Linked DNA regions of Homo sapiens: region 2 is linked to region 1. Evidence: read pairs that join two places in POLR2A ChIA-PET (ENCODE). Cell type or tissue: GM12878. All regions are shown on one strand. Links, peaks and the distances in the headings refer to the core of each region. The heading gives the core; the rest is flanking DNA.

What was found. ChIA-PET counts read pairs that join two places held together with the same protein. Peaks named below come from ENCODE experiments on the same cell type or tissue, not always from the same donor. Only the 100,000 strongest peaks of a DNase experiment are listed, where the experiment ranks them.
Region 2: POLR2A ChIA-PET joins it to region 1 with 9 read pairs; 8 of 35 experiments call an interaction of 5 or more read pairs at or near these places.

The regions. Positions count from the first base shown.
Region 1 is chr6:89,383,361-89,387,360 of GRCh38, reverse strand. It overlaps RRAGD (Ras related GTP binding D), which reads left to right. Exons shown (of 7, transcript NM_021244.5): 2 at 1-66. Among named protein-coding and RNA genes, the nearest start is that of RRAGD, 27 kb to the left of the region's middle. RefSeq lists an enhancer at 1,987-2,066. In GM12878, for the core only: no CTCF peak of the experiment used is centred there; a DNase peak (open chromatin) is centred at 2,014; H3K4me3 peaks cover 389 bases; H3K27ac peaks cover 372 bases.
Region 2 is chr6:89,083,433-89,090,754 of GRCh38, reverse strand. It overlaps PNRC1 (proline rich nuclear receptor coactivator 1), which reads right to left. Exons shown (of 2, transcript NM_006813.3): 2 at 5,595-7,002. The coding sequence ends at 6,559. Among named protein-coding and RNA genes, the nearest start is that of PNRC1, 6.3 kb to the right of the region's middle. RefSeq lists enhancers at 5,194-5,720, 5,721-6,248. In GM12878, for the core only: no CTCF peak of the experiment used is centred there; no DNase peak of the experiment used is centred there.

The DNA of each region.
Region 1 (4,000 bases), core at 1-4,000:
CCTACATTTGACTATGAGATGATCTTCCGGGGAACAGGAGCACTGATATTTGTCATTGACTCACAGGTAAAGCTCAGAGTCTCAGGGGTATGATGGCCTGGCCGGTCCCCTCCACCCCACCCCATGTTTTTGGTTTGGTTTTTAAACTCTGGAATAGGCCTTTCTACCAAACAAGTGTTTCTTGGTCAGGGCTCTCAGACTTTGCCAAAGTTAAAAGGCTCCAGCCGTGACCAACAATCAACCCATTGAGCATTAGGGAACAATTGACACTTCAGCAAATCATAGACCTAGGAAACCTCACTGATGGAGGGGCCCATTTAGGCCAAATATGTCATCCCCACTATGGTACCGCTAGTCAACATCTACAAAAGATCACAGGTTCTCTGCAACAAAAACATGTGTATAAATTTACATTTTAAACTGTTTATTATTTCCTATGAAGATAAAGTTCTAGGTGTGAAAATTTTTCTTCTGAAATAAATTATTATAATTATTGCTTAAGATAATATAATTATGTATTTTATAGATGATTATTACATATAAAAAGTAAAATTTGAGATAAATATCCCTCTTTAGAAGATGGATATTTGATATTTTTTCCACTTCATATATCCATGCTTGAATAAGACAATATTTGGCATCAGTTCCATTTTTGTTTTCTGTTTATATAGTTATAAGCACTGAGAAACTTTATTCACATAAGTAAGTAGGTGGATATGAGGTGAGTTTTATTCTAGCATTCATACTGCTATTCAGATTCCTTCCAAGTTATATCCCCTAAATTACCAAGTTTTCTATCATGAAAAATTATTTTTAGTAGTTTAACAACAGGCTTCCAGAGTAGGTTCTCCTTTCACTTTGTTGGACGCAAAGAATTGGGAACCTGTTTCCTATGCTTTGAAGAGCCCCATTCCCAGTCGCGAGTCATTCCCTGTATCAGGTTCTTTTCTAGCATTCCACATTGGCTCCTTGGCACCCTGGGTTTTTTACATCCTGAGGCTTTTCTGCTGTAGTTGGTGTAAAGGGGAGGCAAAGGGAGACAGTAGGACCACAAGTGTGTCAGGCAGATACATTTTAGGAAGGGGATGTGCAGCAGGATAGGGGCATTGGTGCTTTCCAAACTATCCATGTCTGGGGCTCTTAGAAAATGCCCATGACATATGGCCCAGCCTGAAGGCTCCCCAAGGGCTCCCTTTTGCAGCTGGGGGGAAATAAATGGCATCAGCCCTTCTCAGCATGCGCTGAACCAACTCTGAGGTTCAGGTTGTGCCCTTTCCCTGGAACTGTGGACCCACAGTGAGACAGGTTGGCCAGCTGCGGGTGTGCATCGCCCCGCTAAGCACACCTGGCCCTTCTAGGAGCACCAGAGCTGTTAGGGCTGAAGTGTTACAAAGACTATTCCCGATAATATCATTCTGAGCCCATGCTCGAGAACCATCCTCTGAGTAGACTCCCCATGCCTGAGAGGATCGTAAGTTCATTCAGGATCTAGGTGCCTGTTTAATAATAATAACAAAATTTTCAACTAAGCCTCTCAGTTCCAAGTGGCTGCATTTGTGTACGTGTATGGCTGTGGGAGCATGGCCAATGGTTAGAAGGGTTCTTCCTTTCCTTTTTGGTAGGGGTGTGGAGGAGGGAGACTTCAAATCCAATGCCTGATCTGTGATCAGCAGTTTACTCTCTTCCCATGGGCCTACCCAGAAACACGTGTTACCTGCACCACGTCCAGGGCCTGCTGTCAGCAGCTGCTTTCCTGACTGTCCCACTTGTACTGACCTGTTTTCTGGCCCATCTGTGGTCTTGGCAGTATCCCCTGCTTTACTGTCTCAGGTCTGCCAGCACCATAAATTAGGGAGCTTAGTGCTCAAGGGGAGTGGATGGGGTGTGTGCACACTGCTGTAGGGAAGGGGAGGCTCCAGGGATGTCATGCTCATCTCTCTCTTCTAAGCTCCATTTTTCTCCCTAAGTCACGCAGCAGCTGTTTCTGTAGTTGTTGAACTGGGTAGCTGTAGTAGTCCTACCCATGGGTGAGTAGATTTCCAACCAGATGACTCATCATTTCAAGACAATGGATTAGTAAGTACTTACTTAAATACCACGTTGTGCTTACATAGCAATTTGCATTTATGGGAATTCAAATTTACAGTGTAATCTATTTTTAGGTGTTTCTAATATGGTTATAATGTGGCGAAAATAGGTACATCTGCCTATTTTTAAATTGAAGGCAGACCTTCAATTTAGGTTGGTAAATGTGTTTTTTATTTTAATTTTGTTTCTTGAAGTTTTTTTTCTTCCTCAGACGAGGTCTCACTATGTTGCCCAGGCTGGAGTGCAGTGGCTATTCACAAGTGTGATTATAACCCGCTACAGCCTCAAAGTCCTGGGCTCAAGTGATCCTACTGTTTCAACCTCCCAGGTAGCTGGGACTACAGATGCATGCTACTATCCTTGGCTCTTCTCTTGGGTGTTTTTTGTGGGGCAGAGAAAGATATAGGAATGTTTGAGAAGTTCATTTTTTAAAGGTATACTTTTTTTTTTTTTTTTTTTGAGACGGAGTCTTGCTCTGTCGCCTAAGCTGGAGTCCAGTGGCGCCATCTTGGCTCACTGCAAGTCCACCTCCTGGGTTCACGCCATTTTCCTGCCTCAGCCTCCCGAGTAGCTGGGACTGCAGGCGCCCGCCACCACACCCGGCTAATTTTTTGATTTTTAGTAGAGATGGGGTTTCACCATGTTAGCCAGGATGGTCTCGATCTCTTGACCTCATGATCCATCCATCTCAGCCTCCCAAAGTGCTGGGATTACAGGCGTGAGCCACCACGCCTGGCCTAAAGTTATACTTTTTAAAAAGAGAAGGCTGGGCACAGTGGCTCATGTCTATAATCCAAACACTTTGGGAGGCCAAGGCTGGAGGACCACTTAGGCCCAGGAGTTTGAGGCTGCAGTAAGCTATGATTGTGCCATTGCACTCTAACCTGGGTGACAGAGCAAGACCTTATCTCGAAAAGAGAAAAAAACCACACATAAAAATAAACAGTAGGAAAAGCATTGTTGAATGCTGTAATTTATTTAAAATAAGGAATAATTAAATAAGCAGTTTCAAAACCTAATATACTTTTCTGTTGGAAGCAGAATGTAAAAATCATGTTTGCAGGAACCTTTATGGGATGTGATTAGAAGCACTGACAGGAAAATCAAAACTTTAGGGAAGTGTCTCCACAGCACTTGAGTGTCCTTTCCTTTCTTTCTTTTTTTTTTTTTTTAGATGGAGTCTCACTCTGTCACCAGGCTGGAGTGCAGTGGTGCGATCTTGGCTCACTGCAATCCCCGCCAACTGGGTTCAAGTGATTCTCCTCCCTCAGCCTCCTGAGTAGCCACCACACCCAGCTAAGTTTTATATTTTTAGTAGAGACAGGATTTCACAATGTTGGCCAGGATGGTCTCGATCTCTTGACCTCGTGATCCACCCGCCTCGGCCTCCCAAAGTGCTGAGATTACAGTCATGAGCCACTACGCCTGGCCCCTTTCCTTTATTTCTAAGCAATACTATTTTGTTCTCACTCCTCATATTTTTATTTTTTGTTCATGAATTCCTTACAGTCACAGGATTGCCGGATAAATATATCCCCCAGGAGTAAATGTGTCCTCACAGAATGTCATAAAATAAAAAAGAATGAAAGCAAGAGTGGTTCCCATGATCTGTGGTGACACCCCAGCCCCGCTCCCCAGCCTACAGAATGCACCATATCTCCTGAAGCCATTGCACATGTGCTATGGATCCAAAAGAGAGTTTCTTCTTGACCTGTGCTGGTGCTTGTGACCTGCCCATAATCCCCAGATCTAATTTCAGAGTAGAAACTATGCAGTGTATTTTACCTTAATTTTTATTTGTCAAAGAAAGTAATAAACGATGGGAAAAATCACCTGCAATCCCTCTGTTCTAACCAACCAAGTATTTTCTTTTTTTTAGTCCTTGTAGCTGCATGCTGCTTTTTCAGTTAGT
Region 2 (7,322 bases), core at 1,742-5,741, 300 kb after region 1:
CTGGGATTACAGGCGTGAGCACCAAACCAAGCCCTTTTCAGAATCTTTATAATCCCAATTTACCTCTTTATCCTTCTCTAATTATTCTTCAAGTATTAACATTTATGTTAATGTTAACATTAACATAACAGATAACATTAACATTAAATGTTATCTGTCACATTTCCTAAATAAGCCAGTGCTTAAATATGTTATTGTTTCTCTAATCTTTCAGCTCTTATTTACAATGGCCTTGGTGTTTCTGTCATTAACTAGAGTTCTGTTTTTTTAGATGTTATAACCAACTAGCCAACCTACTTGAAAATGCAGAGGAAAACATTCAGAAGGTTCAAAGTTTACAACCTCATAAGATCAGCTTATTTGTGCTGTATGCTACATATAAGTGAGCTTTTAGAATTATTAGTAAAAAAAAAAAAAAAAAAGCAAATATTCAAATTATATATAATGTTGGAGTGAACCAGTAAAGCAGCCTTAATTTTCCCTAACTCTATTTTCTTTAACACTTTATTATAAAAATCTTCAGTATAAAAAAATGTTAAATGTAGCTGAATTTTAAAGTGGAACATCCATATACCCACTACCTAGATTCTACAGTTAGCAGTTAATTACACCTGCTTTGCCACATATATTTCCATCTATCCCCCAAGTATTTTGAATTTAACAAAGTATTTCAAAAAAAACCTGGAATATTCATACATGAGGTATTCTAATTAGCTAAAGTACAGCCAGAAAACCTTGGTTGAATACCTTTCATAAACAATTCTGTTTTCTTATTTTTGAAATTCAGGATCTGGTCTCAGGCATCACATGATTACAGGAACTTAAGAAATAGACCTGGATGGTTAAGGAGACTGGACTGAATGAACAGTGACTCTAAGAGCCTTGAAAGTCTGGTAGAAAAGGGACATTTCCAGTCTTTGATAGTAATCCTTTCTAAAATTTGAGAGCATTAAATGCCTAGTCATTTGAAGAGTAAGGTTAATTTTGCTCAACTTTGGAAGGGATTGTTGAAAGCCCTTGTTTTATAGTTAGAAAATCCCCTCAAATTGTAACTTATCCAAAGGTTTGATGGGACCAAAAAGCCCTCTGATTCCATGTTGTCAAGTAAAGTGAAATAATAAAGATCTTGTATTTAAAAATCTTACTGTTAGTAGGCAATTGTGAGTTCAATTTAAATCAAACATTTGCAATTGGAAATAACCAAAAATCATCAAAATGGCTACAAAAAGGAAGAAATCACTTAAAAACCCTGAAAACAAAAAGGGAAAACGTTTTCGGCTGGGCTTGGTGGCTCACTCCTGTAATACCAACACTTTGCGAGGCCGAGGCCAGTGGATCACTTGAGCTCAGGAGTTTGAGACCAGCCTGGACAACACAGTGAAACCACATGTCCACGTCCCTGTAGTCCCAACTACTCAGGAGGCTGAGGTGGGAACATCACTTGAAACCAGGAGGCAGAGGTTGCAATGAACTGTGATCGCACCACTCATTGCACTCCAACCTGCATGACAGAGCAAAACCCTGTCTCAAATAGAAAAGGCCCAGTGGGGTGGCTTATGCCTGTAATCCCAGCACCTTGGGAGGCTGAGACAGGCAGATCACTTGAGGCCAGGAGTTCGAGACCAGCCTGGCCAACATGGCGAAACCCTGTGTTTACTAAAACTATCAAAGTTAGCCAAACAGGGCGGCGTGCACCTGTAGTCCCAGCTACTTGGGAAGCTGAGGCAGAATCACTTGAACCCAGGAGGTGGAGGTTGCAGTGAGCCAAGATTGCACCACTGCACTCCAGCTTGGATGACAGAGTGAGACTCTGTCTCCAAAAAAAGAAAACATTTCTACTTGCCATCCCTTGCCCAAGATCCTAAAATGCCAAGATGCCAAGAACACATTTGTAATTTGCATTTGACAATGTCAGATTAACAAACTCTAATCTTGGAATAAGAGAACTATCTGTAATAATTTAGTAGGAGCAGCCATGTATATATAACCAGCTTTGGAGGAGTGTGATTATCATCTAGTGTCTTTACAACCAGACATAACACATATTTTTCTGAATGCTAATTGTATTAGACTAAGAAAAATTACTTAACTTTCCTGAATCTTTTCTTCCACATTCATAAAAATATTGTGTGAATAACTAGAGAAATGAGGTATTTTTATCATTGTTTAATGTCATTTTGTCTTTTAAAGTATTGTTAAATGTTCAAGATTATCTGACCTCTTCTAATTAAATGCAGCTTGAATAGAACATGTAGCCTCCTTTGATAAATGTGTATCTGACTTTCATAAATTTTGTAGGTTGCTTCTATCAATTGTCCCACTTTGTCCCTTTTTACCATTACTAAATTCAGAAACTATGATTAATGCCACATAATCTATGATAAGCTATTCCTTTAATGAGGGAATTTAAAATTTGTGTAGCCAGTTCTACACTAAGCCCACATTATTATAAACCCTGCTCTAGAAAATGAATTCTAAAATCTCAACAGTGGACCCTCACTAAATGCAACACCTTTTATACATCTTAAATTGTTATTGAATTTGGTATTTTTATAATTCAAGTTAACAAAACAAGTAGTTCCTGAATTACATTATTTGTGTTTACACAATTCTGTCTCCTACACCATCTCATCTCACAACACAGGCATACTTTCTTTCCCCATTTGAAAACTTATGCAACAGTTTCCGGGAGATTTCTAGATTCAGAAGGAAAGAAGTACAACAATGAGAAAACAACTTGGAGGAGTTAGCTCAGGGATCAGACTCAGCAAGGCAATTCTGTGATTTTAAAATGTATTTAGTTTAGCAATGTCCTTCAAAAATTTAAATATAGGAGTATGATGGGACTATCAGCCTTTCATACCCAAGGATACATATACTTGATTCCTTCAACCTGAAGCAGATATTGATTGCATATAAATTGCCTTCCACCCACGAAAACAAAGGATAGTTTATCCAGCAATAAGATGAGGAGGGTTATTAGGAGATGAGAGAGCTGCAAGAAGAGATAAAGAGTTACAAAAGATCAGTTTCACCCAATTTCAAATTGTAGAAAAGGGAAGGAAACTTTATTCCTCCTTTGCACCAACTGGGCCCCTGCTATCAGAATTCAGAATTTAAATTAGAACTGTCTGCTAACACAGACTTTTACAGGTACGGAAAAAAAAACAACCTCTATATAAGTTTCATGAGGAAATTATAATTCAACTACTATCACAGTGAAGTTGACAGTCCATAGGAGGCAGAGAGGATGAGGTCAAGACTACTGGTAAAGCATTATTATTATTATTATTTTTAGACAGGGAGTCTCACTCCGTTGCCCAGGCTGGAGTGCAGTGGCATTATCTCGGCTCACTGCAACCTCTGCCTCCCGGGCTCAAGCGGTCCTCCTGCCTCGGCCTCCCAAGTAGCTCGGAACACAGGCATGTGCCACCACACCCGGCTAATTTTTGCATTTTTAGTAAAGACGGGGTTCCCTATGTCACCCAGGCTGGTCTCGAACTCCTGGACTCAAGTGATCTGCCCCCCTAGGCCTCCCAAAGTGCTGGGATTACAGGCATGAGCCACCGTGCCTGGCCTAAAAGCATTAAATCTTATGAGACAAAAAGAAAAGGATAGAGATAAAATATTCCACTCTCATTTCCCTGTTGTAATTACTGCTTTGTGCACTATTTACCAAAGCCATACCTCTGGATCTGACCTATTTTCTATCTACTTGCTGTGCCTTTCCACATGGATGTCCTAGAGGCACCCCAAAGTTCAACATGCCAAATCAAAATGACCTTCCTTTATAATTCTGATCCCCCTGCAATCCCCTAATTGGTAGATTTATCCTTCAAGTTGCTCAATTTCAAGTCTTTTCCTTACCCTCTATTCAGATGCTCAATCCTCAATTCTAGCTCTAAAACATTCCCCCAAATAAGCCCATACCTCTGATAATGCCCTCTAGGCCCTTTTCTCTTTTGAGCTACTGAAATATCCTCACCTAAGTAATCTGTTTCAAGCTTTCCCTTATCAAGCTGTCCTCCATATTTCTACGTTTTCTTTTTGAAGCAAGAATTCCATTCCCTTACTCATAAACCTTTGAGAACTGCCATGCTTACAAAATAAAGTTGAAGCTCTTCCGCGTGACACTGAAGGCCCTTCGTGTTCTTACCCCAATATACCTTTTAAAAACTTCCCTTCCTTTCTTGCATTTCTCTTAAGCTACTGGACATTGTACATTTTTTTTTTTTTTTTTTTTTTTTTTTTTTTTTGACATGCAGTATCACTCATCGCTCAGGCTGGAGTGCAGTGGTACAATCTTGGCTCAATGCAACCTCCGCTTCCTGGGTTCAAGCGATTCACCTGCCTCAGCCTCCCAAGTAGCTGGAATTACAGGCACCCACCATCACACCCAGCTAATTTTTTGTATTTTTAGTAGAGACAGGGTTTCGCCATGTTGGGCAGGCTGGTTTCGAACTCCTGACCTCAGGTGATCCACCAGCCTCAGCCTCCCAAAGTGCTGGGATTCAGCGTTGTGCATCTTTTTACACCACCATCTGCTCAAACTTTTACCTCACAATTTTTTTCCTTTTTTGTGTGTCAAATACTTATCTTTTAAGGCTCAACTCAATTTTTTTTTTCATTTTTTTGAGATGGAGTCCTGCTCTGTCACCCAGGCTGGAATGCAGTGGCGCGATCTCGACTTACTGTAACCTCCGCCTCCCGAGTTCAAGCAATTTTCTGCCTCAGCCTCCTGAGTAGCTGGGATTACAGGTGCCTGCCACCAAGCCCGACTAATTTTTTTCTATTTTTAGTAGAGACAAGGTTTTACCATCTTGGCCAGGATAGTCTTGAACTCCTGACCTCGTGATCCATCCGCCTCAGCCTCCGTAGGTGCTGGGATTACAGGCGTGAGCCACCATGCCCAGCTCAACTCACTGTTACTTTCTAAGGTGTCAGATTCCCAAAGAGAAAATTTTCTCACCAAAATTAGTCCCTTCACCCTAAGAGACTTTACCTTTTTCTCTCTTCAGGCATTTGTTGTTGTAGAGTGGGGAATATAGCTTGTATTTTAGTTATATTTGTCTTTTCTCCCCATCCCACCTAAACTTTCAGCTCTGCCATTTATCCTTCTATTTCCTGAACATACGTTACACATAAGCCCTCACACATTAAACTGCAGACATACTGCTCAAAATGACAAGAGCTGAGAAATGTTGGACAAGGAAAGAAGGGTGGTTGAGGCGGTAGGACTTATATTACATTGTGTAGGAATTTTTATAACCATGTGCAAAAATGTGTTGTTAAAACCTGTTAATGTGTCCCTTTCTAGAATCACAAACTGATTTGGGAGAGATGTCAGAACTCACTGTAGTCAGTCATTAGTATTAATATTTACAACACATTACTAACAAAAGCTAAAATTGGTGACTAAAAATTGGGGGCATCTTCAAACTAAACTTCTAAATGAGCTTCCCTTCCATTTGTGAGGAAGGTGTATCTGCATTTGTAAGGAAGGAATGGTGACTCACACAAAACATCAAACAGAAGTTCCTTTGTATATTCGATCTTCTTTACTTGACCTGATTGCTTAACATTCCCACTCAAAATCTGTCTCCCTTACTTTCTCTTGGCCTTTTTTTTGAGACAGCGTCTGTTACCCAGGCTGGAGTGCAGTGGCCTGATCCTAGCTCAATTGCAATCTCCACTTCTCAGGCTCAAGAGATGCTCCCGTCTCAGCCTCTAGAGTAGTCAAGTACTATGCTCAAAAACCTCAATGCTGCTCCTGGTAAGAAAATGTAGATTATGGCCAGGCATGGCGGCTCACACTCAGCCAGTAAAGTAGAAGTCAAAAAAATCCAACCACACAAAATCATCTCCTAGTCACACATTCAAACATGAGAAACAGTCACACACAAAGAGTCAAGACTATTTTAAAAGGGGGGGCCAAATTATTATTATTTTAAAATTTGATTACAACCAATTTTGTTGGCATTAAAATTAGAGGCATTAAGCTGGAATGGATATATACCAAAACCAGAAATTGAGTTTAGCAAAAATGGGAATAGGAGTTGTTCAGTAATTTCAGATTACAAATCAATTTAGAGAAACAAACCCCATGCTTACATTGATTGTGCCACAGATTTAAACTTCAGTAGTGCATTAGTAAACTGTTCACATTTAGATCTTCACCTTGAGATTTGACAGCTGTTTCTTGAAAAAAATCTCAGTACCTTGTGCAAATAAAATCGGTCTTCCATGTGCCTTAGCACACACTTAAAATTTATCCATTGTATATATACAAAACACCTGCAATGTGGGCAGGGCAAAATACATACTTTCATAACAAAACTATAATATACCTCTCAAGTATGAACAATATACACATAATACATGGTATACAGTATTTACAAAATATAAAATATAATACAAGCTGTTTGTATGTAATTTTTTAAACTCATCTTTTGCAATTGTATGTTGCAACAAGGCAAATTTCCATTTCTGTACCAATTTTCTCAAGAGTCCAGGGATATGGGAAAAATTATGTTTTACACACATACTGAAATCTGAAATCTAAGTTTGAACTTTGAGGAGCGTTTTTAAGTGTACTGCCATCAGCTCCCTGTTTTGGTTGGAATTTTCAACAGTGCTTCCCATCCAGTGACTAGGAGGCTTTGGAAGAACACTAGGAGAAGGTGGATCACTAAACTTTGCCCCAGCATAATTTTCCTTTTGGCTCACTTCAGTTAGAAATGCTGATTTCTTCAAATGCGAATTTTTAATGTTCTCGGTATTTTTAAAAGGCTTTTTTTCCTGCTTCTGAATTCTGTCAGATGAAACAGAATCCTGCCAAAAGTTGTTTTCATTTCTTTTTGCAGAGGTGATCTTGGTTAGTGGCAAGTTATATTTGCTTTTCTGTCTGTTTATCTTTGGTTGCTCATACAAGTGTATACCATGAACAAGCTGGCCATGGGGAAGGGCAATTTTCTCCGATTTTCCCATCTTTGATTTTAAAACCTACAAAGACAAGAACACAAAAGTAAATATAGTTTCTAGATAAAAATCAGTTATGAACCTCATATCACATATCTAGTTTTGTTGTGTTTAAGTTTGCCCACAGCCATAGAAAAGAACAAAATTATGTTCTTTGTGACAACACGTATGTAGCTGGGGGCCATTACCCTAGACGAATTAATGCAGAAACAGAAAACCAAATATCGCAAGTTCTCACTTACAAGTGAATTTGGGAGCTAAACACTGGGTACAACATGGATATAGTGGGGAACAACAACAGACACTAGGCACTACTAGAAGGGGGGTTGAGAGAGAGATGGGGA